3 separate regions of the Mus musculus genome follow, and all the other regions are linked to region 2. Evidence: chromatin loops called from intact Hi-C (ENCODE). Cell type or tissue: heart. All regions are shown on one strand. Region 1 overlaps Hltf (helicase-like transcription factor). Region 2 has its middle 49 kb from the start of Gm42190. Region 3 has its middle 23 kb from the start of Gm31320.

What was found. Hi-C counts contacts between places; a loop is a spot of excess contacts. Peaks named below come from ENCODE experiments on the same cell type or tissue, not always from the same donor. Only the 100,000 strongest peaks of a DNase experiment are listed, where the experiment ranks them.
Region 1: a loop joins it to region 2, with 9 times the contacts of the local background. A loop is called at or near these places in 15 of 42 quality-filtered maps.
Region 3: a loop joins it to region 2, with 7 times the contacts of the local background. A loop is called at or near these places in 37 of 42 quality-filtered maps.

Annotation. Positions count from the first base shown.
Region 1 is chr3:20,075,522-20,078,021 of GRCm38, forward strand. It overlaps Hltf (helicase-like transcription factor), which reads left to right. Exons shown (of 25, transcript NM_009210.3): 10 at 970-1,063. Among named protein-coding and RNA genes, the nearest start is that of Hltf, 19 kb to the left of the region's middle. In heart, a CTCF peak has its summit at 1,373 (motif pointing left); no DNase peak of the experiment used is centred here; H3K4me3 peaks cover 333 bases; H3K27ac peaks cover 521 bases.
Region 2 is chr3:19,903,395-19,905,894 of GRCm38, forward strand. No RefSeq gene overlaps it. Among named protein-coding and RNA genes, the nearest start is that of Gm42190, 49 kb to the right of the region's middle. In heart, a CTCF peak has its summit at 1,485 (motif pointing right); no DNase peak of the experiment used is centred here.
Region 3 is chr3:20,197,876-20,200,375 of GRCm38, forward strand. No RefSeq gene overlaps it. Among named protein-coding and RNA genes, the nearest start is that of Gm31320, 23 kb to the right of the region's middle. In heart, a CTCF peak has its summit at 1,240 (motif pointing left); no DNase peak of the experiment used is centred here; H3K27ac peaks cover 543 bases.

The sequences.
Region 1 (2,500 bases), 170 kb after region 2:
CAAGAAAAACTATTAACGGGCTGGAGAGATGGCTCAGAGGTTAAGAGCACTGACTGCTCTTCCAAAGGTCCCGAGTTCAATTCCTAGCAACCACATGGTGGCTCACAACCATCTGTAATAAGATCTGACGCCCTCTTCTGGTGTGTCTGAAGACAGCTACAGTGTACTTACATATAATAAATAAATAAATAAATCTTTAAAAAAAAAAGAAAAACTATTAACATTCTTAAGGTGGAAGGACTACATAAACAAGTGGGTGGAGGGGGAGAGGTAGGAAAGTTGGCTTTTGTTGATAATGCATCCAATTGTGATTGCAAGTTCTCTGCAAATTAAAATTAGTTTGATTTTAGGCCAATAGTACTGTATTGTAGAATGTGGGAGGGCTAAGCAGTGGTAAGGAAATTGACAGTTAATATTTGGAAATACAGATTTATCAACTACCTATTAGAGAGNATATNAAAATATAAAGTCTCCTCCCCTCTCCCCTCCCCTTCCTTTCTCTGTGTGTGTCTGTGTTTGATCAGAAGTAAATTCAGCCTCTAGGTTGGCCAATGCATATTAGAAAAAGATGTTTTTGTTGGGTCATAAAAAACTGAAAGTACTTTTTTTTTAATATTTATTTATTTATTTATTATATGTAAGTACACTGTAGCTGTCTTCAGATACTCTAGAAGAGGGAGTCAGATCTCATTACGGATGGTTGTGAGCCACCATGTGGTTGCTGGGATTTGAACTCCAGACCTTCGGAAGAGCAGTCGGGTACTCTTACCCACTGAGCCATCTCACCAGCCTCTGAAAGTACTTTCTAATGGAAAACTACTAGGTTAGGAGAAATGTGGAAACAATTCTCTGGGGCTTGAGAGGAGTGAAGTTAGTAAAGCTCACGGCTGGTTATGGAGAATCTAACCTTTCACTCAGATGTTGCTATTTTAAGACACCTTGATAATGCTCTGTGCTTCTTTGAAATAGAGTCATCCACGTGTGGTGAAGAACCCAGTATTTCAGGAACTCCGGAGAAGAGTAGCTGTACTCTGTCGCAGCTGTCTAGCGTCTGCCCTAAGAGGTAAAGTGCTGCAGTTTAACTGCATGACATGCTTGCTCACACTCTTCCTCTGCTTTCAGTTACTGTAAATACATTCCTAACTGCAGTTGCTAAATCACAATGACAGTTCTCGTTTGTAAAGATGATAGGTAACAGTGCTCTATAAAAAAGGCATTTATTCCTAAGTCATGCTGCCAGTCTTCCCCTGTTTTTCATTTCAAAATTGAAAGTAGGGCTGGAGAGATGGGTCAGCAGTTAAGAACGCTGACTGATCTTCTCAGCAACCACATGGTGGCTCAAAGCCATCTGTAATGGAATCTGATGCCCTCTTCTGGTGCGTCTGAACACAGCTACAGTGTACTCATATAAATGAAATAAATCTTTAAAAAAAAGTGAAAGTAGTAATAATCTATAAAATACATGACTTACTAATTTTTAATAACTACTGCTAATTTCTCCTTATTTTTTTGACCTATTTTTTTAAATTGTTGAGACAGTAAGAGTTCATTACCTTCTTCTTTTTTCTTTATTTTTTTAGAAAGCAAATTCTTTTTTTCTTTTTTTTTTAAGATTTATTTATTTATTATATGTAAGTACACTGTAGCTGTCTTCAGACACTCCAGAAGAGGGAGTCAGATCTCATTACGGATGGTTGTGAGCCACCATGTGGTTGCTGGGACTTGAACTCAGGAACTTCGGAAGAGCAGTTGGATGCTCTTAACCACTGAGCCATTTCTCCAGCCCTTTTCATTTTATTGTTTTATATGTATGTTTGCTTGTATGCATGTCTTCTGTGTGCCACATGTGTGCCTGGTGCTCAGGAAGCCAGAAGAGGGCATTGGGTCTCTTGGAACTGAAGTTACAGATCATTGTGAGCTGCTATGTGGGTATGGGGAATTGAACTCAGGTCCTCTGGAAGAGGACCCATGCTGGTAATCCCTGAGCCATCTCTAGCCCAGTTTCCTTTGTTTTTGTTTTTGTTTGTTTGTTTGTTTGTTTAATGTTGGTTTTGTTTTGTTTTATTGAGACAGGTTTTTTCTAAGTAGCTCTAGCTGTTCTGGAACTCACTATGTAGACCAGGCTGGCCTTGAACTCAGAGATCTGCTGCCTGCCTCTGCTTCCCAAGTGTTGAAATTAAAGGTGTATGCCATTACTGGCCCCAGCTTCCTTCTTGTGTAAATGCTGAATCTTAAAACTGAACTAATTATACGCCTATGCAATATAGCACTATTAGATAGAATAGATCAGATAAAAGGAAATGGGTTATGTAACAAGGAAAATTTAGACACAGCAGCCAGTTGCATCTATTATAGCCAATACAGCTATGCTTACTCTTCAAATAGTAATAGTTTTAGGACTTTTGAATACTGTCACATTTGTGCTATACAGTGGGTTATATTTTTATTCCTATTTTCCAAGTGAGGAAACAGACATAGTTTGGTGATTTGCCTAAAGTCA
Region 2 (2,500 bases):
GTATGGAGTGAGTTTGGAAGCAGTTTATTTCATGTGTGTGGGTGTCTCCTCTGCCTGTATGTCTGTCTGTGCAGCACGTGTGTGCCTGGAGAAGACTCGAGGGCACTGAATTGCCTGGAACTGACATTGCAGAGGGTTGTGAGCCTCCTTGTGGGTTCTGGGAATCAAAGCCAAGTTCTCTGGAATAAGAGCCATCTTAAGCACTGAGCCATCCCTCTAGCCCCTGGGAACAGTTTTAGTTAGGAAGTGCAGTGCATTGGGTCACAGAGAAAGTGTTCCTGGCTGGGGCCTCAGGAGAGTACTCCAGAAGAGGCAGGAGAGAACATATGTATTAAGAAGAGAGCGGAAGAGAAGGAAAGTGGATCCCAAGCAAGGAAATGTCTAGGGCAAAATTCACGGTGTGGAAGGGAGGAAGGTAGTGAAGAGAGGAGAAAAGAGACACTGTTAATTTTTTAGGAGCTAAACCCCAGAGATGAAGCAAGATAAGGAGCCAAGCAGGCAGGGCTGGGTCTGAAGTTTATTTGCCGTGGAAAGAAGCTTTAAAGAAGTGGGGTCATAGGGAAAATGCCCCTGACCACACTGGGGAAGAGAGCTAACAAGGATGCAGCTGAGAAACCAATTTGGTAACTAGTAAACATCTGGATGAGAAATGACAGTGAAAGCAGAATGGCAAAGACCGAGAGGTAAGTGGAGCGCTATCCGGGGTCTTAGTATGTGAGACCATAAAGGGTAAGGGAGAAGGAAGGGGGCCTGAAGGCAGCCCGGGAGCAAAGCCCCATGTGTAAGGCTTGGGCAGAGTGGGAAATGAGCAGGAGAAGGAAGAGACAATCCAGGTGAGCAGGGAGTATTGGAGCCCAAAGAAACATCCCCTGCCTACTGGAAGAGTAGCTCTTAACTGATGAGCCATCTCTCCATTCCCCCACTTAAACCTATGCCTTATGTCAGACCCCCTTCCTGGTGCAGCCACATTGAATAAATTTCTCTCTGCCTTTGCTTTTTTGGCCCCTTGACTGGCCTATTGAGGACAAGTGACTGAGCCTAATTATTAAAACTGCCAGAGCTCCAATACCAAAGTAAAATCCAGCCTGGAAGCTATGACTCGATTGCCAGGGCCAGAAGTGTACTAGAAACACACTTCTAGAAAAATTTGTGTGAAGGAAACAGTCCACAAATGTAGACCAGGGCTAGAACCAAAGGATGAGCAAGCCTGAGGGCTTCAGACATGAATCTCTTAATAGGATAGAGGATAGTGAGGAGGGAGCTGAGGAAATCAATCCAGGTGAACATTGCAGAACGCAAGAGAGGGCCAGGCAGAACCCTCAGATAAGAGGTAGAAGTGACTTAATTATCCTTAGAACTTAAAATAACATGAAAGGATGGGCAGAGGCAGGCATGTCGCCAGCACTGATTTCAGATATCTTTCTTCCTTTGTTTCTCAGTTGGTCCTTAGTTTAATGCAGGGTGGGCTCCTGTAGCAAGTAGGTAGCCACTAGGTGTCAGCCTTGCGTTATGTTTTGTCTTGACCTCAGGAAGACAGAGTAACTGAGGTACCGAGTTTTCCTCCCCTTACCTTTTCCCTCCCTGGATGTTTAAATTCCAGATTTGAATTTTGGAATGGTGGGGAGGAGGCTATGGAGTCAAGTATTTGCTGACTCACCACTAAGGCAAGACCCTCTCTACAGGCTGGTTCTGTGTCAATTGACACAGGCTGACTCACCACTAAGGCAAGACCCTCTCTACAGGCTGATTCTGTGTCAATTGACACAGGCTGGAGTTATCACAGAGAAAGGAGCTTCAGTTGGAGAAATGCCTCCATGAGATCCAGCTGTGGGGCATTTTCTCAATTAGTGATCAAGGGTGGGAGGGCCCATTGTGGGTGATGCCATCCCTGGGCTGGTAGTATCGGGTTCTGTAAGAGCAGGCTGAGCAAGCCAGAGGAAGCAAGCCAGTAAGAAACATCCTTCCATGGCCTCTGCATCAGCTCCTGCTTCTTGACCTGCTTGAGTTCCAGTCCTGACTTCCTTGGTGATGAACAGCAGTATGGAAGTGTAAGCTGAATAAACCCTTTCCTCCCCAACTTGCTTCTTGGTCATGATGTTTGTGCAGGAATAGAAACCCTGACTTAGCCGGGCAGTGGTGGCACATGCCTTTAATCCCAGCACTTGGGAGGCAGAGGCAGGTGGATTTCTGAGTTCGAGGCCAGCCTAGTCTACAAAGTGAGTTCCAGGACAGCCAGGGCTATACAGAGAAACCGTGTCTCCAGAGGGTGTGGGGGGGAGGAAGAAAGAAAGAAAGAAAGAAAGAAAGAAGGAAAGAAAGAAAGAAAGAAAGAAAGAAAGAAAGAAAGAAAGAAAGAAAGAAAGAAAGAAAGAAAGAAAGGAAACCCTGGCTAAGACAAGTTGGTACCAGGGACTGGGGTATTGCTGTGATAAGCCTAACCATGCTTTTATTTGAAAGAATGTGGATTTGGGGACTTTGGATTTGGAACTCAGTGGAATGC
Region 3 (2,500 bases), 290 kb after region 2:
GAGTAACTCAAACAAGAAAATTTAGAGATATTTGGCAAGGAAATAAATCTTGGGAGGTGACAGAGTAGAAGGGAGATGATCAAAACCAAGCAAATGCCATCAGCCAGGCGGAGTGGATTTTAACTGAAAGGGAAGTGCTCGTGCTTGTAGTTCCTTATCTAAAATCCACCGGCTCGGTGGAAACGTCCGAAGCCCTCACATGAGTCACATGACAACGGGAATTGGCACAAGAAATAGGCCACAGACTTTTGCTTGGAAATCATAGTCAAGGGTGAAGCTATGAAGAAAGCTTGTCATGTGGCAACAAGCCTCCTCCTGCGGGGGAGAAAGAAACGGGAGCCAGTGTATGAAGAAAGGTGATTAGATGTTTGACCATAACATAAACGGAGGGAACTTAGGTGAGTCTCTGGATCTCATTGTCTTTGTCCATGGGCATTTCTAACAGTAATTGTTCCATGCTTGTCTCCACAAGGTGTCCAAGCCCAGGGGGCCTCTGAGGCTGAGGGAGGACGGTCTAGAGATCTACTGCCTGGGTTCTCTCGCAGACCAGTGGGCTAGAGATCCAGGTGGGATGGAGTTCATCCTTGTTTCCCATTAACCTAGACACCAAGGCAATGCAAGTCACCATGAAGGCTAGCTGTGGAGGCTAGTTGTCTGGAGAAGTCAGCTCATTACTGTGCCTATAAATACACTGTATAAATTACAGGTTTGTTTATACATGTAACTGTGGTCTTACTATCTTCCTCACCTGTCTTAATAGACCAGAGAAAACTCAGCCTTAGTGTTATATAACTGCAAAGTATGCACTGGACAAACTGGCTGATGACAATCTTTCAATCTTGAGCATATTATACAGGTAATTTGGGGGTTTCATATGAGTCCGGTATGAAGTGGATGTCACAGAATCCTTGTATTTTCTTTATGAAAGATTCCATCTTTTTCTTATGCAGATGAAAGTCTTTGTAGAACCACATGGTCCCCGTCTTCAGTTTTACCTATCTTTTTCATTGGGAAAGCGATGATCACTCAAAAAAAAAAAAAAAAATTCATCCAGCTTTTTAGCTTCTCTCAAATTCTGAAGGTTTTAGCAAAAAAAAAAAAAAAAAAAAACAAACAAACAAACAAACAAAAACAACAACAACAACAAAACAACAAAACAAAACAAAACAAAATAATACAAAACAAAACGGGCCTGACAAGGTTTAGGAGTTGAGTAGCAGCGCCACCTTGTGGTTCAGATCTGCCACTGTTGGACGCTATTCCCACCAAGGCGTGACTGAGTGATTTGCTGAGTTTGGGGATAAAGTCTCTAAAGATGCAGTGGGGTCATGCGAGTGAGACCCTGGTCTGGTAGAAGTGAGAAAATAATTTTTTGCTGTCTATAGTATTTTGTTATTTCAGCTTAACCATAATAAAATACTAGTCTCACTTTGAATGTAACTTCTGTGGGTATTTGCGAGTCTGGTCTATGAACGTGGAAGTTAAGAGCAGCGAAGATCCTTTTCCTTTGCTTTGTGTGCTGGCAGAGACAGAAAGAATTTTTAATAAAGGCCCTGGCATGGGAGGTGCACAGGCTGATGCCAACGGACAGAACTGGCAATGGCTAGGATATTAAGTACAACAGTGCTGCTTGTGAGGCAAGAGCTGTCTTTACTTAACACTTATATTTTATGTATGTATGTTTGGCCTGCATGAACATACACCATGTCGTGCAGTGCCACAGACACCGGAAGAGGAACTGTGGTTACAGAGGGTGGTGAGCTGCAGGTGGGCGCTGAGAATAGAACCTGGGTCCCCTGGAAAAGCAGGCAATGGAATCTTCCCCAAAAAGTGTAAAACTGTGCAAAATGTATATATATTTACATATAAAAATGTATATTAAGAGAGAGAGGATAACAATCTCTCTCTTAAGAGAGTTCATTCTCAAGGGTAGTTTTATATGACTTCCTTTCTGGAAACGGTCACTTCTTATTTCTTTGTTATACGGGAAGACCTAATGGAAGGCCTTTTAGGATTCTGGAGCAAAGATCTGAAGCATCATTTGATATACGTAAAGATCTCCTCATCCCCGAGGAACTCCTCACTGGGGAGAACCAGATCTTGGGAACCAGCATTGAGCATGAGAATACACAGCATTACAAGACCAACCCATTATGTCATGGTTTGCATATGCTTGGCCCAGGGAGTAGCCTGTCGGGAGGTGTGGCCCTGTTGGAGTAGGTGCAGCCTTGTGGGTGTGAGCTTTTATACCGACATCCTAGCTGCCTGAGAGCCAGTATTCTGCTAGCAGCTTTCAGATGAAGATGTAGAACTCTCAGCTCCTCCTGCACCATGCCTGCCTGCATGCTGCCATGTTCCCACCTTGACAATGGACTGAACCTCTGAACCTATAAGCAGCCCCAATTAAATGTTATTCTTATAAGAGTTGCCTTGGTCATGGTGTCTGTTCACAGCAGGAAAACTCTAAGACACATTACAATGTGAATTCTTTGGAATGAAT